3 separate regions of the Homo sapiens genome follow, and all the other regions are linked to region 1. Evidence: read pairs that join two places in POLR2A ChIA-PET (ENCODE). Cell type or tissue: MCF 10A. All regions are shown on one strand. Each heading gives the region's core, and the rest is flanking DNA. Links, peaks and the distances in the headings are about the cores only.

Region 1 (7,152 bases), core at 2,153-7,152:
ACCCTGGTATGCAAGCCTGAGGAAGCCTTGCTGTGGTCTACAATCCTTGGAAACAAATTCTCTCCAGCCAACGAGGAAGCGGAGTGCAAGGAACCTGCTGGTGTGGGGATTTCCAGATTTTGGTGCCTGAGTAATTGCTACCTTGGCCTCCTCCAAATCAAAGAAATTAACAGCTTGTTAAACAGAGTGTTAAGGGAGGTTCATTACCCTTAAATCCACGAATGTAATAATATTGCCATTATTTACTCTTATCGTTTAGGATGATGATAACGACAGTGGCAGTTGAGGGATGAAGTAGGTGGGGAAGTTGGGGGAGGGGACAGAGGGTGTGAGACAGCCGGAGAAAGAGGAACTACAACTCCCAGAACTCCCCGGGAAAGCCCACGCCGCGGCGGCGCCCCACCCCTCTCAGCGACCAGACCCGCCCCTCCGATGACGTCACAGAGGTGACGTCACGGCGCCCAGAGCGAGGCTGGGGTAGGGAGGCCGACTGAGCAGGAGTCGTCCGCTTATAGTGGAGGCTGCTAGGAGCCGGTCAGAGGGTGAGTGGGGAGCAGGCGAGCGAGCCACAGCAGGCAGGAGGGAGCGTCGCGCGGCGCAGAGGAGCGCCGGGGCAGGGCCGCGGCGGAACCACAGCCGGAGAGGGGCAGCCCGAGCCGGGCGCCGCAGGGTCCCCACCCCCACCCGGCCGGACAGTGCCCGGTGTTCCCCCGTGCGGGGGGCGGCGGCGGCGGCTGACGGGACCGCCGGGACCGCGGGGGTGTTGCCACCTCCACCGAGGAGCCGGCGCGGCCGCGGGCTCCTCAGAGCCGGGGCCCCGGGCCCGTGACAGACGGGCCGAGGAAGGGAGAGAGGCGGCGGCGACACCATGTCATCTCCCAGTCCGGGCAAGAGGCGGATGGACACGGACGTGGTCAAGCTGTATCCTTCGTGGAGGGGAATTCGGGCTGTGTGTGGGGGGCGGTGTGGGGATGCCCAGGGCACCCCCGGAACCACTGCAAGGGCCCTGGGGCACTCCAGGCCACTGTCCGAGACTCCCCTCCTCCCCCAGTGCCTACGGCGGCTCCTTGGCACCTCCCAGGGGCCGAGAGCCTTTTCAGCTCGCCTTTTCTCCGCAGCACCCCGAAATACGCGTTGCTGCTCGCTCTTCCTGTATCCCCAGAGCCTGTGACTTTCCTCCGCGACGTTTGGACTCCCGAGACGGCCTTTTTTCTTTTTGCACGACCAGTCGCCTCACTCTCTACCACCGAGCCCATTTTCAGGGTTTCTCTCTCCTGTTTGCTCGCTTTGGATTTAGGGAATCAAGGCAGAAATTCCCGAGAGGGAAGCCTTTCTCCGTTTCTTGAGATGCCCCCATTTCCTCCAACCACAATGCTGCTTGAACTGGGGTCACTCAAGCGACCTCTTTTATCCCTAATTCCTTTCTATATTAGGAAGAGAGTCTCCTGCTCAGGGCCCCCTCTTCTAAGAAAGAGCTCTGTGTGTTTTCAGTCAGTCCCTCCTGTTAAGCTTTCTGGTCCCCGGGAGAACCCTACTGTTTTCCTTTCCACTGACAAAGCCTGTCCCACCCATAGTTGTATGTGATGAAGACCCCCGGGCCCTCCAGCAAGCCACCCTCCATATTGTGGGTATGACAGCTGGGGAAAGAGGAGCTCCTGGACAAAATAAATAGTCCCTGGACTGGCCACTTGGGCAAAACTTCCTCTGTGAGGGTCAGGTTCTTGGGGGAATACTTGCCCTGATGTCGCCAAGTGACACCCTTTATTTTCTGCCCCCTCCCCCCAACTTTATGCACTCTGGAGGTTGCAGTGGGAAAGCTATAACTGATAAGAGCCCTTCAGGCAGTGGTTTTGGTTGGAGTCCAGACTGATTATTTCAGGACCAGCTAGAGAAATTCGCGAAGGTTCCTGTGACAAATCGAGAATTTTTTTTTTTTGAAGGGTAGTTTAGAGGGTAGGGGGAGCCCAGAGTTCTGAACAGCTAGTCCTTGGGGAGGGGGGCAAGTGGGGGCTTAGAGGGTGGTAGTGTGGAACACAGTTTAAAAGTCCTGTCTCCTGTTTCTCTCCCTCCTCCCCATCCCCCCACCGTTTCCCCCTGTTGCAGGGTTTTGTTTATATAACTCAAGTTGTTTGGCTAAATTCTTCAGGTGAATACCTTTTTTCTTCCTTTTATTTGTTGCTGTTTTTGATTGAGTGTTTTACCTCTTTGTAGAGATCAGTGGTTATTGTCAAAAAATTCAGTTAGGGAATTTGCTGAAGTTTTAAAAAAGTAGTTTTTGCATATGGTTTGGCAGTGGGGGATGGGAGGGAAGTTGTCTGGGCAAGAGATTTTTAAAAAATAATCTTTTCAGAAATAAGGTGTTTTTCTCCTTGCTCAGGGAAAACTTGGTTAGAAATTAGGAGCAGTAGATAGACTTCTAAGTTTGTGGTTTGGAGTTTAGAATTTTTGGGGGAGTGGGAGATTAGAGCGGAGCAACTAATAAAGTATAGTGTACCCAATATATGTTCAGGCGCAAGTGAAATCAACTCTTTATGAGCTGTTTGTGGCTGTGATTGTTTTGTAAATGTGTGAATGATACCAGTAATGTTGGCTTTTCATAAGGCTGCAGGAAAACTTGTAACTATGACTGTGTGTACATTTTACACAAAGCAGTTTCGGGTTTTATTTTTGTTTAGAAACTAGGAAATGACATAGTGGCAGCATCTGAGTTATTTTTATCTTGAATTGAGAGTTACTGTCACACCTAATGCGAATTTCTACCTAATGTTTAATTGGGATGGAGTGGGGAGACAATTCCAGCTGTTTGTGATCGTTGTCAGAGTCTCAAATTATGTACATAGACATATTTTTAAAAGATTGAGGATAAAGAGGGGGGCCTAACTTGACCTGATGCCTTTTCCATACAGTGCCTTTTGTTCATTTAGTAGTTGTGGCATCTAGAATGATTACCGCATTTAGGAGTCGGGGTGTGGGGGGTGGAGAGGGAGAGGAAAACAGACAAAGAACAGCAGGGTGTCTTTTTTTTCTCCCCCTAAGTGGCTTATTTCATAGCTTATTTTTAGTAGAAGATGAAGAAAGGCAAAGATGCATTGGCCTTCTGTTCTTTCCCCACCTTCCTTCCTTTCTGACAAAAGAAAGCAGAGGCGCTTTAAAATTGTAGATCTGAGATAGGAGGATAACAGTTTCGAGATTTAAAAGCCAGAGGTTATCTTTGTTTCGTGTTTATTTTCTGGTATAATGGAGTTTGGAAGTTAAAATGTTTCGGATTTCCTTTTGTGTGTGTTGTGTAGGTGAGAGATTTTGTGTCCTCCTTTCTCTGTTGAATTCACAGATCAGTAGGCCCAAATGGAGCCAACAATTTTTGAGTAAGGTATATTTAGCAGAAAATTTAAGGAAAAATTCCCCAGCCCTCTACTAAAATGAGTACAATTGTGTGAAAAGGCTGGGGGTTGAGAAAGATGGTGGAGAGGAAGTAGGAAGAAAAGGTCTGAAGGAATGCACTTCTTGCCCCCCATGCCCCTTGATGATTTCTTTGGTGTGGGGGGCGATAGCTGGTTTCCTTGCAGTCTCCTGTTTCAGCCCATTTTTGGATGTCTCCTGAGCGTAATTATACCACCACGATTTACAGCCTGGCAGGGAACCTATATAGTAGGAAAGTAGCAGTGTGGGGGTAGGGAGAGAAGAGGATGTGTAACTAATTGGCCGCTGCCTTCCACCACCTCGCTCGGTTCTTTTGGAGACACCGTCTCTGGTTGTTGTTTGGAGTCAGTGATATTTCTTTTGTGACGGGTTGGTAGGAGAGCTGACTCCCAAGTTATGCAGGGAGTGAGTGTTTTGCACCAATGCACTTAATAATCTGCTGGGTGATTATGTTCTGAAACTCTGACTCATTCATTGTTTCTCTTCTGATCCTTTGCTAAGGGTTGTGCAAACCTCCCCAGGAGCCTAGAAACTGATTTACATGACTTTTGGATCCTTTAGGAATGTGTCCCAGTAAAAAAACCTTGCAGTTAGCCCAGATCCTATGGAATAGTCTCGAATAGTGCGGCCATTTGTTTGCAAAGTCAGGTAGATTGGTGATCTGTGCTGCCCAGAGCCTGGCAACCTTTGAGGTTTCCACCTCCAACCAGCTGATTATTTAGATTGTCTGAGAGCTGGGGCTCTGGTGACCTTAAAGCGTGATTTGCCCTAAAGGAATATCGGTTTAAGTTCTCCCTGGTGGAGGAACAAACAGCTCAGATTACACGGGTTTCCTTGTTGGTGGGGGTTACTCGTCTCACCCTGTTGCACAGCCCTGGTGATCCTTTCATCTGTGAACCAGTGGCCCCTGCTGAAGGCTAGAGCTGCTTGTTTTGGAAAAGCGTATGCAGGCAAAAGGCCGCAGGCACCGCTCCTCAGCGCTCATTGGCCGCCCTGTTACTACCCGGAAAAGGAGGAGGGGAGGAGCTACCAAACAGCTGATGGAGTATGTGACAAGAGAGTGTGTTTATATACAAAAGAGGTGGGGGCTGGGGAGGCCCTCTGAGTGGTGTTACAGGAACAAGTGTGTTTTCGAGGGGTAAAAAGAGAAGAGGAAAACCTGACCTGTTAGAGTACAAGAAATGTTTAGAAAAATTAAGGTTAAATCAGAAAAGTAGATCGGATAATAATGGGGACCGGCATACACCATATGTACAATTTTGTAACTTACAATACCAAGAGTTTTCAATGATTCTTCTTTTCAGAGGGAGTTCAGTAATAGGATCCCCCCCTTATTTATTTTTACATTTTTTGTAGAGACCGAGGTCTGACTAGGTTACCAGGCTGGCCTCCCAACTCCTGGCCTCAAATCTTCCTCCTGCCTTGGCCTCCCAGAGTGCTGGAATTACAGGTGTGAGCCCAGTGCACCTGGCCCAGGGCATGCCACTTTAAATGCACTTAACTGACTCATTTGCAGGGATTCCAAAGTATGGCAGAAATGTCAGCTTCCCTTAAGAAAGCGTCAAGTGTGATAGAAAGGGACGGTGTCTTACATTAAAACGGCCTGAGTTAATTTTACAGAATCGTTGGTGTCTGCTTTAGGGTTTCAGAAGCTTTCTCTAACAAATTCAAAACCTCAGATGTGGCCAAGTGTGGTGGCTCACACCTGTAATCCCAGCATTTTGGGAGGCTGAGGCGGGAGGATCACCTAAGTGTAGGAGTTTGAGGGTCCAGTGAGCTAAGATCATGCCACTGCACTCATGCCTGGGCAACAGAGCAAGACTCTCTTAATTAAAAAAAAAAAAAAGCTGGCACAGTGGCTTATGCCTGTAATCCCAGCACTTTGGGAGGCCAAGGCGGGCAGATCACCTGAGGTCAGGAGTTCGGGACAAGCCTGGCCAACATGGCAAAACCCCGTATGTACTTGTACTAAAAATATAAAAAATTAGCCAGGCGTGATGGTGCGGGCTTGTAGTCCCAGCTACTTGGGAGGCTGAGTCACGAGAATAGCTTGAACCCATGAGGCGGAGGTTGTGGTGAGCCTAAATTACACCATTGCACTCCAGCCTGGACGACAGAGCAAGACTCTTATCTCAAAAAAAAAAAATCCTCATATGTTTGGGTACTTGCTTTGTGCCAGCATTGTGCTGGGAGTTTAGTAGTGAAAAATTCAGTATGGGTGGTCATGGTGCTTATGCAATTAGTTAAAACTTTTTTAGTCGGAAAGGACAGGCTGTGTTAGGTCATTGCTGTGTGTAGTGCCTTTTTGAGTAACTTGTATTTACTTAGAGTGGACTTTTCAAGGAATAGAAAGGTTAAAATGAATTTTGTGTGCTAGGATGTATATGGGGATCTGTACACCTGTTTAAAAAAATTTCAAAACTAAAATATTAAAATATGTAGCCATTTGTCTTTGACTTAACTTTGGTATTTTGCTGTTAATCAGTAGTTACTCTATCCCTAAGTTAGTAGTCTTTGTTACTCTTTAATTTGTGTTCAAAGGGTAGACAGTTCCCTAAATCTTTTAACTAGTTCTAGTGTCAATTGGGAACCTGTGGTTTGCCTCTTTATTTCCAGTGGACTCTGTTTTAGTGAGATGATGAGATGAAAGTTGGCACAGCTTTATGGTCTTCAAGCTAAAAGTTAAAGATTTGGCAACTCTCAGTGTTCTGAATTTGTCTTCCCTGCCTAGATTTTGGTGACAAATATAACATACTGGTACTTATTTTGGTTAGGCAGGAACCTACATGAGTAAGCATTCACAGCTTCAGAACATCTGATTCCTGCAGTGCAGTTCTAGTAAATTACACGCAAGCCTAAAAATTCAGCTTTTTGGGAAAAAATGTTTCGCAGATGTGACCCATAAACGTCCCTCCTGTATTTGTGTATGTATGTTAGAACAACCTAAGTTTGTTGGTTTTCTAGTGTTGCAATTTTCTTAGCCCCTTGACCTGCATTTTATAGATATATTTAAACATTGGTATTCTTTTCAGTCTTAACAGATTTGATGGTTCCAAGAATCATTGGATTTTTAGGCATGTAATCCAGACCTTACATTACGTTATAATGTTTGCAACGTAATAGCTTTTTACCTGTAGACCTACAGAGTGTACCTGTTAGTAAAATACTTAAAAGAACTTAGTTGGATTTCAAAAGTAAAAAGATAATTGAGAAAAACATAGGTTACAAGAAGGAAAACCAGTCACCTGTAATCCTAGTTCTTTAAACAGTAGTTCTCAAACTTTAGTTTGAGATTGCACCACTGCACTCCAGCCCGGGGGACAGAGCAAGATTCCATCTCAAAAAACAAAAAACAAATAATCACCTGGAGAGTTTGTTAAAACAGGTTACTGCATACCACTCCTGGAGTTTTCTAATTCATTGGGTCTAGGGTGGGGTCTAAGAAGTTCGCAGATGATGCTTCTGGTCCAGGACCACTGTTTAAGAACTGTTGGCCTTAAATGTTAACCTTATGGCTTTTTTCCTATATCTTTTATTCTCCCCAGGATGTATTGTTTTCAACCTGTTGATCATACTGTATGTGTCTGCCCTGTTTTTGCTTAATATTTTTGCAACTGTTTTTCCCAGTTAAAAATAATGACTAGGGGCCGGGCGCGGTGGCTCACGCCTGTAATCCCAACACTTTGGGAGGTTGAGGCAGACAAATCATGAGGTCAGGAGATTGAGACCATC
Region 2 (11,046 bases), core at 3,382-8,381, 85 kb after region 1:
GGGAACAAAGGGAGAGAAAGAAAGTAGATTTGCAGGATTGTGGTAAAATGTAACAGTCATGGGAGACTGGGGGAGCGACCCACTAGAGAAAGGGGAAGGGAAGATTGTAGGTGATGCTGAGTCCAAGAAAGGCTGTTGAGCATGTTTAGATAAACTGGTATATATTTGTTTACTTATGTCTCTCCTCCCTGCCAGCTCAGTAGATGTGAACTCCATGAAGGCAGCCCCTGGGTCTGTTTTGCTACCACCACCCCTGTCCTCCCAAATACTCACTACTCAGGGCCTGATACAGTGCCCTTTCTGCAGAAGAATATTCGTGTGAGTGAATGAATGCCTACCTACTGGTACCCTCAAGTCCAAGTTGAGCAAATGTGAATGATGCTTCCTGTGGTAGCTTTGCTAGATGGGCATTTTGGAGGGGAGAGGACAGGGGATTTGCAGAGGATTGCTTGAGAGTGAGGATGGTGATGGCTCTTAAATCTTAAGCTGAGTAAGAAGCCAGTGAAGATAAGAGGGCTGGTAGTTGGGAAGAAAATGGGAGAATCTGTGGATTACAGTTAACAGGTGAAAGAATTAATGATTCCTGGGGTGGGAAGCTTTTGGCAAGGACAGGGGATTGGTAGGATAGGAGATGTCTAAATTTGTGATTGTGGAGGTAAATATGTAATTGTGGAGGGAATGACAAAGGTCAGGGTATGTCCTGGGGAGCATGAAGTGGAATGGAATAGAAGGTCACTGAGGAGAAGCTTAAGAAACAAGCCGGGCACGGTGGCTCACGTCTGTAATCCCAGCACTTTGGGAGGCCGAGGCAGGCGGATCACCTGAGGTTAGGAGTTCAAGACCAGCCTGACCAACATAGAGAAACCCCGTCTCTATACTAAAAATACAAAATTAGCTGGGCATGGTGGCACATGCCTGTAATCCCAGCTACTCAGGAGACTGAGGCAGGAGAATCACTTGAACCCCGGAGGCAGAAGTTGCAGTGAGCCGAGATCGCGCCATTGCACTCCAGCCTGGGCAACAAGAATGAAACTCTGTCTCCAAAAAAAAAAAAAAAAAGAGAGAGAGAGAGACCCGGGTGTCAGGAGTATGGTCTATATTGTCACCAAAAATGACAGGAGTTGGGGCAGAGAGCAACTTGGGGGCCAAGCCAGGTGCTGAAGTTCTCAGTGAGAGAAGCCAGTGGTCAAATGGGCCCTTTTAATGTGAAACCTGCTGTGAGCAGGCTGTAATGTCTAAATTCATTTACCTTCATCTTGTTATTAGCCAGAGTAAAAATAGTACAGTTAGCTTTCCCACCCCATTCCCCAGGCTGCCACCTCTAAGGATAACCCTGCTTTTGCATATGCTTGTTACTATCAGAGGACTTGTCCATTTCTTTCTTTTTTTTTTTTTTTTTTTTTTTTTTGAGACGGAGTCTCGCTCTGTCGCCCAGGCCGGACTGCGGACTGCAGTGGCGCAATCTCGGCTCACTGCAAGCTCCGCTTCCCGGGTTCACGCCATTCTCCTGCCTCAGCCTCCCGAGTAGCTGGGACTACAGGCGCCCGCCACCGCGCCTGGCTAATTTTTTGTATTTTTAGTAGAGACGGGGTTTCACCTTGTTAGCCAGGATGGTCTCGATCTCCTGACCTCATGATCCACCCGCCTCGGCCTCCCAAAGTGCTGGGATTACAGTCCATTTCTTTCTTGAAGTTGACTTATGCCAGTTTTAATTCTGCCTTTGACAGCTCATTATTATATAATCTTTTCATTTGCTATTTAAAACTTCCATCACACTTGCTGCCTAGGTTAGTTCCTACTCTGTATTGGGTGACCTCTAGCTTTTGAGCTGGTTATTCTGACATCTTTTTGGCATTAAATCTATTTCTTTCCCTTTAGGATTTGGTGTCATAATGAAAACAAGTATTTTTGGCTTCCTTTTTCTTTAAACTGAAATTCTTTTGAAAACAACAAAAGCAATGTCTTAGTTCTTTTTAGAAACCTGTTCACAGTTTGAGATTTGCTTATATTCCTGGTGTTGGTGAAAACTGTGTTGTTAGTGGAAGTTTAGAGATTATGACATCCAATTTGCCTGATTTTAAGGATGGAAAAAAATGAGGCTGAGATGTATGACTACGCACTAGTTGCAGAGTCCATCTTCTGGCTTCCAGTTTAGTGTGTGTGTGCTTGTTTTTTAACTATACCAAATGCAGTCAGGATGTTTTTTTTTTTTAATCTAATTTTTGCTTGCACATCAAGAAAGGATGGTCTTCTTTTTTTTTTTTTTTTTTGGTTTTCTTTTTTTTTTTTTTTTTTATTATACTCTAAGTTTTAGGGTACATGTGCACATTGTGCAGGTTAGTTACATATGTATACATGTGCCATGCTGGTGCGCTGCACCCACTAATGTGTCATCTAGCATTAGGTATATCTCCCAATGCTATCCCTCCCCCCTCCCCCGACCCCACCACAGTCCCCAGAGTGTGATATTCCCCTTCCTGTGTCCATGTGATCTCATTGTTCAATTCCCACCTATGAGTGAGAATATGCGGTGTTTGGTTTTTTGTTCTTGCGATAGTTTACTGAGAATGATGGTTTCCAATTTCATCCATGTCCCTACAAAGGATATGAACTCATCATTTTTTATGGCTGCATAGTATTCCATGGTGTATATGTGCCACATTTTCTTAATCCAGTCTATCATTGTTGGACATTTGGGTTGGTTCCAAGTCTTTGCTATTGTGAATAGTGCCGCAATAAACATACGTGTGCATGTGTAGGATGGTCTTCTTAATAATAAATATGGGGCACATGTTCTCAGGACCTCCTGGGGCTGTGTCACACAAATAATAAATATTAAAAATAAAAATTATAATTGTATTTTCCATTTCTAGTGTGACAGAGTTATGGGAAACATATGTAAATCATAATATCCTCTCATGTTCTTCACACTTGTAAGAGCATTAAGAGATGGACACATAGGGTAAATATTAATCAGTTTTAGGATGAAGACAGTAAGATGAAATTACTTGTTCATTTAACTTATTAAGCTAATTCTAACATTACTGCATGCTTACTGTATGCCAGTTACTGTTCAAATGCTTTACATATATTAACTCATTTAATCTTCACGATTAATGATGTGTAGATACCATTATTTAACCTAGTTTTAGGAATAAGGGAACAGAAAGGCAAAGAGATGAAGTAGATTGCCCCAGAGGCTCACACAGTGGCATTTAGGCATTCTGACTGGAGCCTGGTCCTTTTTAAAAAATGTATTGTTACATCAGTTACACACATTTTTGGGGTACATGTGCTATTTTGGTACATATATGCAATACGTAATGATCAAAACAGGGTAATTGGGATATCTGTCACCTCAAACATTTATCTTTTGGAGCCTGATCTTTTAACTACAACTCTAAGAGTGGTAGAGAATTGTAGTTGGGTCTTGTGAGTTCAAGTCCAATGTATTCTGTACTGTATTGTCTCTGACCATGAAAATAAGTACTGCCTGAACCCAACAGTGTGGTTATATGAACGACCCAGCGATCGAAAGATAAACTATGAAAACAAAACAGAAGTTAGTCTCCCAAAAATGAAACCAAAGGAAAGTAGGCCAGAGGTTTTGATAATCCACTAGGTTGGTAGAAGGGTTATGCTATTGAAGGATAACACTTCACCTTTTCTTAGTTATAAATGACCTTTTCTTATCCATCTAGCCCATTCCTCAGACTCTATATTACCAGAGAGAAAGGAAGAAACAGAAAAGAGGACCCCTTGTTGAGTTTAGATCTCCTGAACACACACAGGATCAGTTCAGAAGTTCCCATGACACAGGGCATTGAGAGTGAGCTCCTTGCCTGGTTCCTCACCCAAGAAGAGACAGGCCCAGGTCCATCTCTCCTGAGTAGGAAAGGCTCAGATTTCTGAAGAGATTTCTACCCGGGCACAGGCTGCCTCAGGTGGGGCCTGGCTGTCTGAGGTTAGATGAAAATCTATCAGATTGTGGACTCCTGCACATAGCTGGCCAATGTCTGTCACTAGTGGAGCTGGCAGCACCCCCCCACCCTTACTCAATTGGAACACCCCTACTCTGGTCACCCTGTGTGCTAGGAACAGAGATCCAAGTTATTACCCTTAAATAATTTATAGTCTGAGATACTGCAAGGGAAGATGAGATTCAGTCTTTAATAAGAATATTTTAAACAATTATACCTACTGAAAAAATAGAATTAATCAGTTTGGTTGTGAACAGTCTACTTTATGTGGGCAGTTGTTCTGAAGATAGACGATCAGAATGACTTAATGTATTCACTTAACTGTTTTCTCACAGGAATTCATAAGCTTATAATGCAATTGCATCAGCCACAGCTGTCTGAACCACCTTAGCCTAGGCTTATTTTATCCCTGGGATGTAGCTGCTGTTTTGGCCTTTGGTGATCTTCACCCGTTTACCGTAGGGTGGATTTACCTTGATTCACAAGTCGTTTGTCTAACCTCTCCTTTTGTCAAGATAATTCTGACAGGTGAAATTTCTGGTGATTGGCCCAAAGTATTTCATCTACCCACAAATTTGATCATTAATATCCTCTCAAATAAAGGGAACAAAGATGGAAAAATAGGTGAAGCTTGGCCTCATTTATTTACATATTGACCCCAATGTCAGAAGTTACTCAGAAGTGTGTGCAACTCTGTATAGACCCCTTCCTGGGACTGGACACAGAGGCTGAAATAAAAACCAGTTTTTCAGCATGACTTAGCACAATGTTATTTATTTTCACTGCCTATTAGCCTATGGGTCATGAGATTTGTTATTCTAGAGCAGTTGAGTATTGGAGTGGAACAAGCAAAAGCAAGGCATATTTTTCTGTTGTAATCTGTACTTTTTATTTTTTAAGATATATAATAATAGTTTTACATTAAGTGTGATTTGGATTCCTTCTCCAGAATTATAAATTACCTAATTCCCTTCTGCTAAAAGACGCAGGACAGAGAAGGGTAAGCATTTTAGCTGGACATTTATTCCTGTTGTACGATCCTCCCCATCCCCTTTAACGAGTGCTAGAACTACGCCAGAGAATAACTGTCCAAAAAACTTAAGGAGTTCTGATTTTAATCTGGTCAAATCACTGAAATATGTTGTTAGAAAATGTCTGGTAGTGGCCGGGCACGGTGGCTCACTCCTGTAATCCCAGCACTTTGGTAGGCTGAGGTGGGTGGATCACGAGGTCAGGAGATCAAGACGATCCTGGCTAACATGGTGAAACCCCATCTCTACTAAAAATACAAAAAAATTAGCTGGGTGTGGTGGTGGGCACCTGTAGTCCCAGCTACTTGAGAGGCTGAGGCAGGAGAATAGCTTGAACCCGTGAGGTGGAGGCTGCAGTGAGCCGAGATCGCCACTGCACTCCAGCCTGAGTGATAGAGTGAGATTCTGTCTCAAAAAAAAAAAAAAAGAAAGAAAAGAAAAAGAAAATGCCTGGTAGTGAATAAAATCTTAAATCATGAAGATTAAAAATAACCTGCTACTTCTACTTATGTTGCCATAAAAGCAGTTTTCAAAATATGTTCTCTTAAAATATCTTGAAAATAGTTCCTGGTCTAATGGAAACAAGTGTTGGGAAAATTCCCTTGTTGCAGACATATTCATTAATGTGATGATAGCATTGCCAAAAGGAAGGAGAACATGCCAGGGCCAACTCAACACAGTCCTGAGAACATTCCTTTTCCGAATTTCTGGCCCGTTCTTTCTCTGTCTCCCCCCTCCTTGTCCAGGAGTTCCATTGTTGGCATCATTATCCAGAATGTAAATGGCTTTGCCAGAAACACTGCCCACAGCTTGTCTAAGAACAAATGTCAAGGAGATATGCTTTTTTCCATGTATTTGCTTTGGATATTTTTCTAACAATTAAGCCTGAGGGCCAGGTGCAGTGGCTCACGCCTGTAATTCCCCACACTTTTGGAGGCTGAGGTGGGTGGATCACTTGAGGTCAGGAGTTCAAGACCAGCCTGGCCAACATGGTGAAACCCTATCTCTACGAAAAAATACAAAAATTAGCTGGTTGTGGTAATCCCAGCTACTTGGGAGGCTGAGGCAGGAGAATCTCTTGAACCCAGGAGGCGGAGGTTGCAGTGAGCAAGGTGCTGCACCACCACACTCCTGCCTGGGTGACGAAGTGACCTTATCTCAAAAAAAAAAAAAAACACCTAGTATTGGAAGAGATCATTTTAGTTTAGAAAGTAGAAAGTTTCTTGATAGAGTTGGTCTGGTTGTGTTCATCCCTCAAAGGCAAGGTTATAAACTGTTTCTGCCTACTTTAGAAGAGTCAGAGGGTTTGTTTTGTGGCTCTTTATGGTATTTTATCATGTTGGTGGTTTTGTATTCTCTAGAAAATTTCTGTACCTAAAAATGCTGCCTTACAGAATTAATTTCCTTTAAGGACTTAACTCTTGGATATTTCCCCATAATTCCTCTGTTCTCAGAGTGCTTGCCATTGTTATTAAATGCTAGATTTTTAGAGCTGATAGGGCCTTCAGAAATAGAGTAAGAGTGGAGATTTGGGAGATCATATAGTTCAACTATTTGTCTTCGTAGGTAAAGAAACAGACCCCACAAGGTGAAGTGACTTGCCCAGGGCCTGCAGTTGATTAGTTGAGGCTAGAACCCATGTCCCTGTTTAGTACTTTGCTTTGTGGTGTGATTCTGCCCTCTGTACTAGTGCTCAGATGGTGTTCTGTACTTAGCAGGGGCACTGGAGACTGAGCTCCAAACCATTTATTACTAAAGCGTATGTTTACCAAGTCCTTTTTGGTTCTGTTATTTATTCCTGTACTCAACTAAGCCAAATCTAGATTTAATTGAAAACTGTATAGACACTGTTAATTCCAAGTGTGCTCTCCAGGTCATGTCCAATGAGGGAGGCACCTTAGTCTTTCAGAGACGTTTTGATAAACATTTAAAGCTTACCATAGTTATTTGCTTGACTTAACACCTTTAAATGCCCCGTGGCCTCAGATCGTTGAAGCATAATGCCCTGTAGGATTCCCATTTTGTTTTGCTTGAGATCTGCCATTCCCCAGCACTCAGGTGCTGTGAGCTGATTGAGCTGTTCCCCAACTAGCCTATTTTAGGACACAAGCCATTTGTTAAGCCAAGTATGTGAATATGTCACTGTTCAGGCACTAGTCTCAGTGGCCCCCCCATCTCCCTTGAATAAAAGCCAGTGTCCTTAAAAGGGCCCCAAATGCTGATCACCTCTGTGACATCACTTCTCATTTTCTGCCCCTTTTTCAAATCCCTTCAGTTTCAGGAAAAAACTTCAGAGCATCAGGCAAGCTCCTAATGTGCTTTGCACTTGGCTGTTCCCTCTATAGTGACCTTCTCCTCTCCTCTTGGTACCAGGTGGCTCCTCTTTCACCTCCTTCAAAGCAAGTCACTTTCTCAGGAAGTCCCTTCCTGACCATCTCATTTAAAATTGCCACCCCGCCCCAACCTTTCCATTTCTGTTTTCCTCCTTTGCTGTGTTTTTCTCCATAATGCTGGTGACCTTCTAATGTAGGACTTATTTTTTCTAAAGACCTTTCCTTACAGGTATTTCCCCTTAAGTCCTGTGTCTTTGAGTATTGGTTTTAGTTTAAATGAAAACTTCCCAGTGCTTCTCATCTGTAGCCAGCATTGGGAACCTTTGCCATAGACGTTGCTTCATTAGGTGTTAGTTTTGAGAGTTCTCACAGAGGCAGGATTTTAAGTATCAAGAACGTATTTTTAATTCTTAATAGTAGCTTCAGGCAATATTTTTCATATAGTAGGACCATTCTCTTGCATTAAACCACATAGTGGCTCAGCATTGTTCCCCACTCATCAGAAAGCTTCCCTGCAGTAGTGATAGCAGCATACTCCTATATATAACTGATCTTGAGGACCACGTACCTTATAACCTGAGGTTCCTCTGATTTTAGGGGGAGGGTAATGAATTTGTATTATTTGAACAAGAGTGTTAAGATACGAGATTTCAAATAAAATGGTTGGTTTTACTGGCTTTTTCTTAAAATAGTTCAGCACTAGTTAATGCTTGTGTAATTCAGTCTATTTTAGAATGTTTGATACTATGTATAACTTTTTTTGGAAACGGAGTCTAGCTCTGGCTTCCAGGCTGGAGTGCAGTGGCATGATCTCGGCTCACTGCAGCCACCTCCCAGGTTCAAGCAATTCTCCTGCCTCAGCCTCCTGAGTAGCTGGGACTACAGGTGGGCGCCACATGCCCGGCTAATTTTTGTATTTTCGTTACAGATGGGGTTTCACCATGTTGGCCAGGCTGGTCTCAAACTCCTGACATCAAGTAATCCGTCCGTCTTAGCATCCCAAAGTGTTGGGATTACGGGCGAGAGCCACTGTGGCCAGCTGATACTATGATAACTTTTTATTTCGGAGTTTTTTTAAGCTCAACTATTAAAATTACACATTGTAGAAATGTCAGAGAGCCAAAAGTGCAAGTAGAAATAATGGGAGAATCTTGCAAACATGACAACCATCCACACCTGTTTTCTTCTAGCCTTTTCCCATTGCTGTGATCCTAGTTCTGGTTCAGGTGTGGTGAGGTGGTGATGAGATTTGAAAAGTGCAGCGGAGAAAATACTACCACCACTAAGAATTCTACACTGTTAACATTTGTACTTACTTTCAGTTTCTTATTTATGTGCATATGTTTTAAACAGAGCAAATAATATAGAAGCACATTGTCCCTTTTTAAAAGGAATATATTAATAGTGTTAAAGTCTTTTTTTTTTTTTAAAGACAGTCTCACTCCGTCACCCAGGCTGGAGTGCAGTGGCGTGATCTTGGCTCACTGCAAGCTCCGCCTCCTGGGTTCAAGTGATTCTCTACCTCGGTCTCCCGAGTAGCTGGGACTACAGGCACACGCCACCACACTCAGCTAATTTTTTATTTCTTTTTACTAGAGACAGGGTTTCACCATGTTGGCCAGGCTGGTCTTGAACTCCTGACCTCAGGTGATCCACCCACCTTGGCCTCCCAAAGTGCTGGGATTACATGCATGAGCCACCGTGCCTGGCCAGATAAAGTCATTTTTAACCACTGTTTCCTCTTCTGTTCCCTTTTCCTATCATGACCCTGGCCCTGTGCCCTAACTGAAACAATTACTTTTGCAAATTTGGTATATGTTGGTTCAGTACAGTTTTCCTATACTTGTTACCATGGAGAATTGGTAGTTGTTTGTTTTAGTTTATTTAAATAACCTCAGCCTGTAAATATAACATCCTGCAACTTAAAAAAAAAAAACAAAACTCAGCTTTAGATGTATACAAGTTGATACACATGGATCTACTTCATTACCCTTGGCTGTATAGGACTCAGGTAGATGGATGTACTCCCCTTTATCCAACCCTATCCCATTGACAGGGTTGAATTTGGCTGTTGGCTTTTATAAATAATATTGCAACAAATACTCTCATGGGGCATCTGGGACATGTGTATTAGTATTTTTCTAAAGTTAATGTAGAATGTTTTTTACCCTAATTTTTCTCCTCTTAATACCAAGACATGAACATTTCCCATTATTAAAATGTCTTCATAAACCACATGCTTCTTAAATCTAGACTTTGAAACATCTTTAATTTCCTTAATGAAAAATTAATATTGGACACAAAGATTTTTTTTCATCAGAGTAACTTAAACATCACATAGGCCCTCTTGATTGTAGTAGATAGAACATTATGCTGTTTCAACACAGAGCATTTAAAAACAAAAGTTAAAAGTGTGAGTGACTAGAGTGGTCTAAGACTGGACTACTTGGACTTGGTATTCTTATCCCCTGTTTTCTACTTCAGGGGAAGTTTCTCAGGTTTTTGGAGACAATCTCTGTAGCGCCTCACTTGAGGCTCCTCCTCCAGTGCCATTTCTCTGCATCTTTCCTGACTCTTCCCATTTTACTCCGCCTACTGTATCAATACTTTATTCAGATTGCAGGTATTTATTGGTGTCTCTTGTCCCACTGCCACAGTGACCTCCTCAAGAATAGTGAACTGTCTTATTTTTATACCCTATCCAAGCACAATGCCTGCGGTGTAGGTGCTGACCAAATATGTTCTGAATGAATATGAGAGAGAGAGACTGTGGGGATGGGGGTGATGGAGGATGGGGGTCGGAGATAGTGGTGGTGATACTCACCTTAATAAGGAACTTCAGATATTGAAAGTGTGGAACAGAATGAGTCCTAAAAGGAAATGAAGTGATAAGGATGACAAAATGACACCTTTGACAATGGATCTCTGCTTTAGAATATTGCCATTTGCATATATACTGACTGACTGAATAACTGGTTTTATTAATTTCTCCTTGAAGTTCAAATGGCCATATAGCTATTAAAGTGTGTACTTGGTTTGCTAGGAAAAATTTTAAAAACTTAAACCTCCAACAGATATAGCCAACTTAGAGTATTTTTTTTAACTCCTTGCTTGGTTGCCCCAATTTTAATCAAAACTGGGTTTCCCTGAATGAGTAGACTAATGTTAAAGGAAATATTTTGGTCACTGCTTTTAGGAAATCCTTTGTGGTTTGAAGTGGTATTCCTTTAGCATTTCAACAGTTTCATTCATGTTCCGTGCACAGTGCAGCCAAGTGATACCAGTAAGTGAGCGTCAGAAGGAGAAGTTGAAATGCAGAACCTCCAGATTTAGAGCTTGAACAACAAAACTTCTGGGAGAGTGAAGTTTCTTAACTTTTATCATGACACTGGCTATGAACCATTTAGTAGTATAATTTATCTTTGAGCAGTACCTTCATAGCTCAGAAAACAGTTGCTTTAATGATTGTTTTGTATAAGAAGCTGCATTTCTCCCAGTTTGCTCATTTGTTAATAGAATGCTGATGTATTCCAAATAATTGGAGCTATCAGGAGAATATAATGTTTATCAGTAATGAAAGATCTAAGGTTGAAAGTAGTGATTTATAAGTATTATCACCTTTTCCCAATACTGAAATTGTTTCCAGTACTGAAATACTTTTATTGTTCTCTGGATACTTTTTGCTGCTAATTAACATCTCTT
Region 3 (11,046 bases), core at 3,755-8,754, 72 kb after region 1:
TAACTGGATTTGCCTTTTTTTACGTGACACAAGGATGCTTTTTTTAAAAAAGTTTTAAAACATTTTAAGCATGTTATGCTTTTACTTATTACATTAACGTTAACTTTGGAATATTTTGCAGGATGTCAGAGGGTGACTGGTCAGAGTAGGCATGCATGTGTCATTTGACCAAGCAAGAAATAAAGCCAGTTTTCCTATGTGGACAGTATTGAATCATTTTAGTGTGCATGTTTCTAAGGTAGTAAGTTATCGTTTAGAAAAGAATTAGATCAAATTAGCCTAGACTGAACTATCTTATTTAAATATCTCTTGTGGATACTCAGGGCTCTTGAGCAAGGACTTTACCAAAATTACACCTGGCCTCTTGCAGTCAGTTCTGTGTCTCATTGGACACGGGCTTGGAGTGCCAAATATTTAATTTCAAATCTTTAAAAATATTTATTCTCTATGAGATTATTAAAACTTTTTAAATGTTTCTGTTTTGTATTAACAGTATATAATTTGCACTGCTGATGGAGAAATATGAGACCAATCTATTGTGTTTTCCTTTTTAATGTTACAGTGGGATTTGAGAGCTTCCCAAAGCCTCTGTCACCTAAAATTCCTACTGAGAATCATTTTTGGATTTTACCGCAAAGCAGATACATAGAACAGATTTTAAACGAGTAGTCCTCTCTTCTAATATGAATTAATTTGGTTTCTAGAATTGAATCTTAGCACCTTAAAGGGGCAAGAATCTCAGGGGTAGGTAAGTTTTAGAGGAAGGGAGCACAGCCATGTTACCCCTCTGTGATTAGAGCCCTGGAGCATACCAAACCTTGAGGCAAGTCTGAAGAAGGTGGAGTTTGGGGGGCAGTGAAAACAGATGCTATGGATAAGATCTGAAAAAATTTTTTTTTGTTTTGTTGGTCTTTTGCATTTGGCAGTACTGCTTGTGGCAAGGTTGTATCATTAACTGTGTTGATTATTCCATAAGCCAAGGAGACAATTGTGGGAACTCTCCTTAGTAAATCCCTCGTTTTAGGAGCATAGCATTTCCAGTTTAGGGGAATTTGTATTTTGCTGAACATTTGAATTTGACTAAAGGGAATACTGGGTTTATATGACAGGCTCATTAGGGATAGATTGAGGAGGAGAGGGTAGAAAGGGAGAGAAAAGCTAAAATTAAGCGCCTATTTTTCATGTATATTTTTTATTTTATTTTTGAGACTGAGTCTCACCCTATCACCCAGGCTGGAGTGCAGTGATGTGATCTCGGCTCACTGCAACCTCCACCTCCCAACTTCAAGCAATTCTTTTGCCTCGGCCTCCTGAGTAGCTGGGACTACAGGCATGCATCACCATGCCTGGGTAATTTTTGTATTTTTTAGTAGAGATGGGGTTTCACCATATAGGCCACGCTGGTCTCGAACTCCTGACCTCAGGTGATCCACCCGCCTAGGCCTCTCAAACTGTTGGGATTACAGGCGTGAGCCGCTGCGTCTGGCCAGTTTTTTATGTATATAGGCAAAATGCAGTCTTACACATTTTACATGTTTAACCTGTCTAATCCTCACAGAAATCCTATGAAATGCTGTTTTCCCAATTTGCAAAGAGAAAACAAAGACTCAGGGAGTAAACTGACATTATTTTGGCTAGGCTCAAAAACTCAGTAAATGGCATTCCTGGGATTTGAACGGCCGTCTCTGAATCCAAAGCTCATGCATATCTTCTTACAAGAGTATATATTGCCTCCTCCTAAACTACCAGAATTATTATGTATATTTTATCAATGTCATGCCAAATTTTGGTAACACTTTAAGTGGCATATGCCTGGGGTGTTATTGGTAATTCTGCCAGATACTGTAAAGCCTGTGTAATTTCCTTTACCGTCCACCTTAGCATCGAGAGTAAACATGAGGTTACGATCCTGGGAGGACTTAATGAATTTGTAGTGAAGTTTTATGGACCACAAGGAAGTAAGTACATGTGTTGGTATGTGTTCTTCTATTACAGTCTTTTACTCTGTTTCTTAATAGAATATCAAAGACAGATGGTAGCATGCGTAGTTTCTGAAAAGCAAGTTTAGTTGGACTGCAGAACCAGTGAGGAAATCTTTCTCTTATCACAATCACTTTATATACAGTCATCCCTTGATATCTGTAGGGGATTGGTTCCAGGACCACCTCATACCAAAATCCACAGATGCTCAAGTCCCTTTATAAGATGACATAGAATTTGCATGTAACCTACACACATCCTCCCATGTCCTTTAAATCACATCTAGATTACTTGTAATAGCTAACACAACGCAAATGTTATGTAAATAGTTGTTATACTGTATTTTATTTATTTATTTATTTATTAAGTGATGGAGTCTCACTCTGTCACCCAGGCTGGAGTGCAGTGGCACGATTGTGGCTTACCGTAACCTCCACTTCCTGGGTTCAAGCAATTCTTCTGCCTCAGCCTTCGAAGTAGCTGGGACTATAGGTGCCTGCCACCACGCCCAGCTCATTTCTGTATTTTAGTAGAGACAGGGTTTCACCATGTTGGCCAGGCTGGTCTCGCACTCCTGACCTCAGGTGATCCACCCGCCTCAGCCTCCCAAAGTGCTGGGATTACAGGCATGAGCCCCACCGCACTTGTCCTTTTTGGTATTTTTTTTGTGTTATTTTTAATTGTATTGTTATTTATTATTGTTTGGATTTTTTTCTCTAATATTTTTGATCTGTGGTTGGTTGAATCCAGGGGTGTGGAACCTGCAGATATAGAGGGCTGACTGTAGTTTTCTCTTTATCTCTATGTGACAGTACTAGACATGAATTGTAAATTCTGGGTTTTGTTATGGATGGCCACGTGAATGGTTTCCAGGAAATGTTTTTTGTTGTTTTCTTTTTGGCCTTGGAGGGGGGATGAATATGGGGTTTATTGAGATAGGAGGGAAAGTAACATGGCTATTACTTACCAAATAATTGAATAGTGTTTAGTACTTTTGAAGAATCAAGTAAATTGCAGAATGAATCTGCTTATTTTTTAACTCTGGATCTTTCCAAGAAAAGTATCTTAATCTGAACGTGGTACACCTATTGATTGTAGTAGGTCCCTGACTCTTGAAGGAATTAATTTGGAAGGTTTTCAGAAGATTAGGGGATAATGTTTAATTTACACTCAGATTTATTTTCTAATTTGGAGATGTAGTTCTGATGAACATTTTTACTTTTATTTCAGCACCATATGAAGGCGGAGTATGGAAAGTTAGAGTGGACCTACCTGATAAATACCCTTTCAAATCTCCATCTATAGGTATGTTACTACTTGGTTTTTCTCCTTAGAGAGTTTTGAAATCTAAGGGGGAAAAATCTTACATTTCAGGGGAGGTAATTAATGCCAGAAATGGCTGTCTAATTGAATTTTTCCTTTTTTGGCTTTGGTTAATTAATCAGTGACTTTTGGGGGGAACTTCTATAGTGTGTTAGAAGACGTTTAAATATACTCTTTGCATAATTATAATGACCATTACTTTAGATTTTTGTCTTTTGGTGTCAGATTAAACCAGCTTTAAGGCCCCACTGTTCTTTAAGCTGTTAGCAGGAAAATAATAAACATATCTTAAGTCTAATTTTGAATGCCAGATTGCAAGAATGAATGTTACATAGTATGTGTTTTAATCCTATCATTTTCAGAAATTCTCCCTAGATCCTACTTTGCTTTTTTGTTCACTCCAACTCTGGGTACCTTACAATTAAATGACCCTTTGCAGTCTTCCCACCTCCAGTCTCTTTAGCCCCCTAAACAGCAGAAGAAAGAATAGAAACCTCAGTGGGGTTGTACAAAGAGGTACTTTCTCCTCACCTTCATCTCCTTTTACCTTAATGGGTGATGTTATTTACCTGTCACCCCCATTGAGGCACTCAGTGACAGATCTATCTGATTGAAGGTGGACACCTTTAAATATTTGGAGACTGTAGAATGGTAGTAATTTAGTTAATTTAAGCCAGCTTTTTTTTTTTTTGCTTCACTTTATACATGTCTAAAATATTATAAAATATTGAACAATTTTAAGTAAGAACAATAAAATTGTAATATATTGAGCATTCTCTGAGAATCAGACTAAGCCTCATGTTCAGAATTGCCAGAGTTCAAACATTTTGCTACTGCTGTGGGCTTTTTTTTTTTTTTTTTTTTTTTGAGACGGAGTCTCACTCTGTCGCCCAGGCTGGAGTGCAGTGGCACGATCTCGACTCACTGCAAGGTCCGCCTCCTGGGTTCACGCCATTCTTCTGCCTCAGCCTCCCGAGTAGCTGGCACTACAGGTGCCTGCCACCACACCCGGCTAATTTTTTGTATTTTTAGTAGAGACGGGGTTCCACTGTGTTAGCCAGGATGGTCTTGATCTCCTGACCTCGTGATCCGCCAGCCTCGGCCTCCCAAAGTGCTGGAATTACAGGCGTGAGCCATTGCGCCTGGCTGCTGTGGGCTGTCTTAAGAAGTAATGCCCGATATCCTGGAGTCTAGACCACTCCCCACTACACCCCCACTCCTAACCAGTTGAATCAGAAATTTCTTTCTTGCTATAGGGGCCTCTAAGTTTCAGCGTTGTGAATGGTAAAGTGGGAGTGGAGCTGTGAGGTGTTGAGCCTTTGAGACAGCCCCCGAGCACATCTGACTTAGCACCTGTATAGGTGTAGAAACGTATACGCCTGTACACCTTCTCCTTTTGAGAGGGCTTTTCTGTTGTGTTGTGGTTCCCTGTCCCCAGTTTATTCATCTTCTAACTTTAGGGTGTTTCTGTCTACTCAGCCATTTAAAACTCTTATGTTGGTTAGTGATAGGACTTTAAAGCCTTTATAGAAGTCCATGCAAGTTCATTCAGATACATTTCATAAATACCTGTTTACCTAAAGGCTAAAAACTGGCATGCTAAGTCTAGTTTTGTTAACCCCACATTCCTAGTCAGAAAGGAAACAATAGAGCTTGTTGAAACTAAGAGTGAACTTATAGAAATGCAATTTCATATCCTGTAGAAATGTTATTTCTCAGACCTTAATGTATTTTTTCTAGATAATATGATTATCTCATCATAACTTTCTAGGTAATAATGTCTAAACTTTAGGCATTGCTTGTTTATTAACTAATGACACAAAAAGCCTCCACGCTTTCTTAAATTAATGATGCAATATGAAATTTGGTTGGGACAAATGACTAAGCTAATTTAACTTCTTCATAATTGTTTCTTTTGCCTTTCTGTGTGCTTTCAGGACTTGATAATGCCTACAAATGTGTATCATCTTCTGTTTGGAAAGTAGATTTAGCTGAAATATTTGTACAAGCTGTTCTTGTTTCCTCTAGAGGAAGGTTGCATAAGAGAGTTTCAATCAGTTGTGCGGGGTGACCCATTTTCAGGTCATCAACAGTGTAATTACTGTTGAGATGTGCTTTAAGCATTCAGAAAGGTTGTGGCTCACTTAGAAAAGGCAAGGATTCCTTTTTGAGTTGTGTAGATAGTTGTAAAATTATACAGAAGGGCGAGGAGGTAAGATCAACCCAATCTCAACATTCTTTTTAAATCTTGCCCCTGTTGTATCTGGGTAGGTGTAGTGTTCTTCCTGAGCCAAATTTTGAGCTTTTAAACAATCAGCTGTGCAAATTTAGATCAAACATCTTTAATGCTTGGCTCTTGGAATTTTGCAGTGTCTATGTACTTTGTTCTATTTTGTGTGTTTGTGTATGGATGTGTATTTTAATTGTATAAATGACCCATATCCATTAGAGCAATGTAAGAAAATCTGTAAGCCAAAGTAAAGAAAAATCAAAATGTCTCATAATCTTATCCCTTAAAGGGTGTCATTATTTACATTCTGGAATATGCTCTTTAAGACATTTCTCTCTGAATATTTAAATATATATATTCAATATAATGTGATATGCTTATCTTTGGGACACTCTCCAAATATAGTTTTAGAGGGCTGTCAGTAGTTACATGATTGCATGAGATGTCCCTTTAAAACAATTTGCATCTATAAATGAGTGGGTATTCGAAATAGTGGCATAGCTACTTTTTGGAAAGAAAAGGAATATAGGTAGACACCTTGGGAGGTTATGAACTTATTCTTATGATGCCATTATTGTTTCAAACACTTTGAGCTCTTTTTTTTGGAATTTTACTTCTGTTTCAGTATCATAAGTGATGGCAAATCTTGATGCTTTGAAGCTGGATGTGAATTTTTGAAATGGCTAACAGTCATTTAAGCCCAAAGAATAAGATGAATGGAAAAACGAGTAATATCAATTGGGGTATAAAACCGGCCCTCTAGGCACTTTGAAAAGAGTAAAAGATATAAAACTCCTTTAATCAACTATAACATCGCTGAATATTTGCATAATTTTCCAGAGAGACTGCTTTGAGATGAATCATATTTGAATCTTTTTCTGATTTACTTGAAAATTCAGACTTTCATATTTTTCATTCAGAAACATTAGTTCCTAGAGTGCTTAGCAATACTGCTGGGTGTTACTGTGTAGGAGTTAGGAGAGTGTGATTGGTCAGTGGACTGGTTATCAGGGTAGAGAAGTTCTGGCCCTGGTTCTCCTTGACCATGAGAGAGATATGCAGCTGACCCATTGTTTTCTCTGCTAGAAAATGAGATACTAGAATTAAACAGATTCTGCATGTTTGATATGACCAGTGTATTAAAACTCGGGGTACCTGGCATCCTGCTGGACATGACGAAGGCTACAGAAGATCTTTACTGGTTAGGAGAGAAGAAGAATGTAAATAAAATACTACGTGTACTTAATGGCATGGTTCCATTGTTTTTTAGGAGAGGTGTGAGTCAGCACCTCAATTTAGAAGAGAGAGCGTAAGGAAGACATAAGTTTCTACAAGAGAGATTGTCTTCACAAAAGCTTCAGAGTTGTTGAGGTGTGCATGAGGACTTTAGAGATACTCATTCAGAACCCCAAGTAATCCCCAGTTCATGAAGATTTTGTTTTATGCAAAGAAATTGCTGCAGAGACTGCCATAGCTCACACTTCTCGAGGTTCACAGTTTTTAGCCTTTGATACTTGTGCTCAGCTGTTAAGTGAAAGCTTTCACCAAACAGACTTGCAGTTACAGTGTGGGTGAAATAAAGATGAATGATCTCATAGAAGAGGGTAATACAGAGTAATTTTTAATAAAAAAAAATAAGCAGAGGATACAAAATGGTTTTATGTCTAATCCAAAAGAATGCAGATTAAAACGAAAGTACAGTATATGATTTGTCAAACTGGCAGATAAAACAGTGTTAGAAAAGGTATTATGATACAGCCAGTCTACCACTATGTATTGCTTGGTAAATATTTTATATCCTTCAAATAATTTTATTTAAAAAGTTAAAAATTATCTAAAGAAATATTTAGAAATGTGCACTGTCAAAAGAATACGTAAATTTTAGTGTTATAATACTTAAAAGTCAGAAGCAACCTAAATGACCCAGTCGGTGATAAAGTAGCTAAGTGATAGTGCATCTTAGTGGATAAAATGTTTTACCCATTAGTCATGTTTTAACACCTCTTTGAAGGGACACACAGGAAAATGTTTTTTATATAGTACAACTCTAATTTTTTCCTATACATTTCACATTTGAATGCCAAACTATTGATGTTATCCATAGCTGTTCAGTTAAAGGAGACTAAAAACATACTTTTCTGTAATTTCCAAATAGTCTACAATGTTTGCTTTTATTATAAAAGTAAATATTTTTAATCATATTGCAAATGTATGTCTTTTGACTGTCCTGTCTGTATCATTGTCTGAGTCTACACTTTGCTGTCTTTTGCTCTAGAAAGCCATCAGGCTTGGCCAGAATTCCCTGTGGTAGCTTGCTCAGGACCTGCCTAACCCACGTGTTTCCCAGCAGCCTCCCTTCTTTTTTCCTTTAAATTTTAATTATGTGTGTGTATAAGTGCACACACTGTTTTCCTTCCTTTGTTTTCTGCTTAGAGTTTAGAGTTTAGTCCATCTCAGATACTGTCTTTACGCGCAACTTTCTTCACTTCTTTCTTCCCCCTTTTTCTCTTCTCTTGGGTGGTTACCTCAAGTACTTCTCACCTTTTTCTTTTCTGCCTGACTCTTCCACTTCCCCCTTCCGTTGTTGCATTTTTCTCTTCATATGAACTGAAAAATGCCCCTCTTTAGAGCTAATAATCATAATGGGGATACTTTTGATAAGCCTAAGCCAAGGGAAAAAAAATATAAAAGTCTTCTAATAAAAGATACAGGGCCGGGTGTGGTGGCTCACGCCAGTAATCCCAACACTTTGGGAGGCCGAGGCGGGTGGATCATGACCTCAGGAGATTGAGACCATCCTGGCTAACACAGTGAAACCCCGTCTCTACTAAAAATACAAAAAATTAGCTGGGCGTGGTGGCGGGCACCTGTAGTCCCAGCTACTCAGGAGGCTGAGGCAGGAGAATGGCGTGAACCTAGGAGGCGTAGCCTGCAGGGAGCCAAGATCGTGCCACTGCACTCCAGCCTGGGCAACAGAGCGAGACTCTGTCTCAAAAAAAAAAAAAAAATTATATATATAAAAAAAATTAAATTCAGGGCTTATAGCCACTAAAGATCTTGCAACATCCAGAAGTTCTCTTCTGGATCTATTATATTCTCCTTCATATCATATCTACTTTACTTAAACACTAGCATTCCAGATAAAATTAAGATGTCATTTTATCTTACATTTAAATGATTATTGGCTACTATTAACAGAATTGTATCCTAATTTCAGATAGAACTATAGAATATTTTAGAATCTTTTGTAAATAACTTTAAGAGCAGCCTAGGAACCCTGTCATCATTTATACTTCTTAAAAATTAGAAAACTGTGTTATAAGGTACAGGTAACAAGTTTAGAAACCAATTTGTGAAATGCTACCGATCTATATCTACATATTTTCAGTGAGGAGGACCCTCTACTAGGAGCAGGCTGTATGCATTGCCTCTGGGTTGCAATTTGATGATACCAAAGCTGGGAAGGTAAGAGAAATGGTTGAGAACAGGATTCTGGAGGGACTGCTGAATGGTTTGCTGAATGTTGGTAGAATGGTCAGGTACAAAACCAGCAAGCTCGTGCTGCCATAGAACTTGATGTGAGGCCGAGCGCAGTGGCTCATCCTGTAATCCCAGCATTTTGGGGAGGCCGAAGTGGGCACATCACTGGAGACAAGGGGTTTGAGACCACCCTGAGCAATATGGAGAAACCCCATCTCTAAAAAAAAAAATACAAAAATTAGCTGGGCATGGTGGTGTATACCTTTAGTTCCAGCTACTCGGGAGGCTGAGGTGGGAGAATCACTTGAGCCCAGGAGGCAGAGGTTGCAGTGTGCTGAGATAGCATCACTGCACTCCAGCCTGGGTGACAGAGTGAAACCGGTCTCAAGAAATTAAAAAAAAAAAAAAAAAAAAGAATTTGATGTTAGTGGCATGAAGCAAGAACTTGCCAAACCCATTTGAGTAAATGGAGACAAAATGAAAAAGTCATGGGCAATACAATAGTTAAAATACTCTGAGCTGGCTGGGCGTGGTGGCTCATGCCTGTAATCCCAGCACTTTGGGAGGCTGAGGCGGGTGGATCACGAGGTCAGGAGATCGAGACCATCCTGGCTAACACAGTGAAATGCTGTCTCTACTAAAAAATACAAAAAATTAGCTGGGCATGGTGGCGGGCGCCTGTATTCCCAGCTACTTGGGAGGCTAAGGCAGGAGAATGGCGTGAACCCGGGAGGCGGAGCTTGCATGAGCCAAGATCGCGCCACGGCACTCCAGCCTGGGCAACAGAGCGAGACTCTTGTCTCAAAAAAAAAAAAAAAACTCTGAGCTATATTAATGGCCTTTAAAATTGGGTCAAACTATCAGGATGGTTTAGGTTGCCCTGTTCCACTAGACTGGACAGCCTGTCAGAGTTCCTCTTAAATCTCCCAGTCTGGCATATACTCTGATAACCAGTGTGCCATAATTCTTTTTTTTTTTTTTTTTTTTTTTTTTTGAGACGGAGTGTTGCTCTGTCACCTAGGCCAGAGTGCAGTGGCAGCACCATTGCAGCTAACTGCAACCTCTGCCTCCCGGGTTCAAGCAATTCTCCTGCCTCAGCCTCCTGAGTAGCTGGGATTACAGGCATGCTCCATCATGCCCTGCTAATTTTTGTGTTTTTTAGTAGAGACGGGGTTTCACCATGTTGGCCAGGCTGGTCTTAAATGCCTGACCTCAGGTGATCCACCCACCTTGGCCTCCCACAGTGCTGAGATTACAGGCGTGAGCCACCGCGCCCAGCCAATATATATATATATTTTTTTACTCATGCAAGTGATAAAGGGAACTGCATTAATCTTTTTCATTGTCAGAATAATAGACTGTTCAGGCATTATACATTTTTTATTTCACTCTGGCCAGAAATGACCTCACACTATTTTTGGAGTGGAGGTTTATAATATGGCATGACTAAACTACCTATAGAACTTAGAATACTTACCATTTTATCTTATGTCTTCCTAGATGGAATCATTCTAGAGTTACTCCCTCAAGAACTAGCATGAGTAACTTCATTGAGCAGTATTTAAGCAGGGATGGGCCAGTATTTGCAGTAGAGAGGAGTTTGTCATTCACAAGAGGTTTCAGGTTAGTCATTTAACAAAGGCCTACTTGTACCACTGTATTTTCACAAATAAAATGAATTCTGTGACTGGGCACGATGACTCATGCCCGTAATACCAGCACGTTGGGAGGCCGAGGCAGGAGGTTCACTTGAGGCCAGGAGTTCGAGACCAGCCTCACCAATATGGTGAAACCCCGTGTCTACTAAAAATATATATATATAAAAAGTAGCCGGGCATGGTGGCGCGTGCCTGTAATCCCAGCTACTCGAGAGACGGAGGAAGGAGAATTACTTGAACCCAGGAGGCAGAGGTTGCAGTGAGCTGAGATGGCGCTGCTACACTCCAGCCTGGGCGACAAGAGTGAGACTCCGTCTCAAATAAAATGAATTTTGGGGCTGGGGAGGCAAAATTCCATTCAGATCACCTGTGTAC

The links. Peaks named below come from ENCODE experiments on the same cell type or tissue, not always from the same donor. Only the 100,000 strongest peaks of a DNase experiment are listed, where the experiment ranks them.
Region 2: POLR2A ChIA-PET joins it to region 1 with 10 read pairs; 16 of 35 experiments call an interaction of 5 or more read pairs at or near these places.
Region 3: POLR2A ChIA-PET joins it to region 1 with 86 read pairs; 14 of 35 experiments call an interaction of 5 or more read pairs at or near these places.

The regions. Positions count from the first base shown.
Region 1 is chr7:129,946,272-129,953,423 of GRCh38, reverse strand. UBE2H (ubiquitin conjugating enzyme E2 H) reads left to right here and starts at 464. Exons shown (of 7, transcript NM_003344.4): 1 at 464-921. The coding sequence starts at 869. UBE2H-DT (UBE2H divergent transcript) reads right to left here and starts at 357. Exons shown (of 4, transcript XR_007060520.1): 1 at 1-357. RefSeq lists silencers at 628-727, 738-857 and enhancers at 2,704-2,753, 3,532-4,103, 4,104-4,677, 7,004-7,152. In MCF 10A, for the core only: no CTCF peak of the experiment used is centred there; DNase peaks (open chromatin) are centred at 3,873 and 4,333.
Region 2 is chr7:129,858,949-129,869,994 of GRCh38, reverse strand. The region is part of intron 3 of UBE2H (ubiquitin conjugating enzyme E2 H); the gene reads left to right. Among named protein-coding and RNA genes, the nearest start is that of UBE2H, 88 kb to the left of the region's middle. In MCF 10A, for the core only: no CTCF peak of the experiment used is centred there; a DNase peak (open chromatin) is centred at 5,744.
Region 3 is chr7:129,871,807-129,882,852 of GRCh38, reverse strand. UBE2H (ubiquitin conjugating enzyme E2 H) reads left to right here. Exons shown (of 7, transcript NM_003344.4): 2 at 1,882-1,958; 3 at 3,211-3,285. Among named protein-coding and RNA genes, the nearest start is that of UBE2H, 76 kb to the left of the region's middle. RefSeq lists an enhancer at 2,576-3,077. In MCF 10A, for the core only: no CTCF peak of the experiment used is centred there; a DNase peak (open chromatin) is centred at 6,802.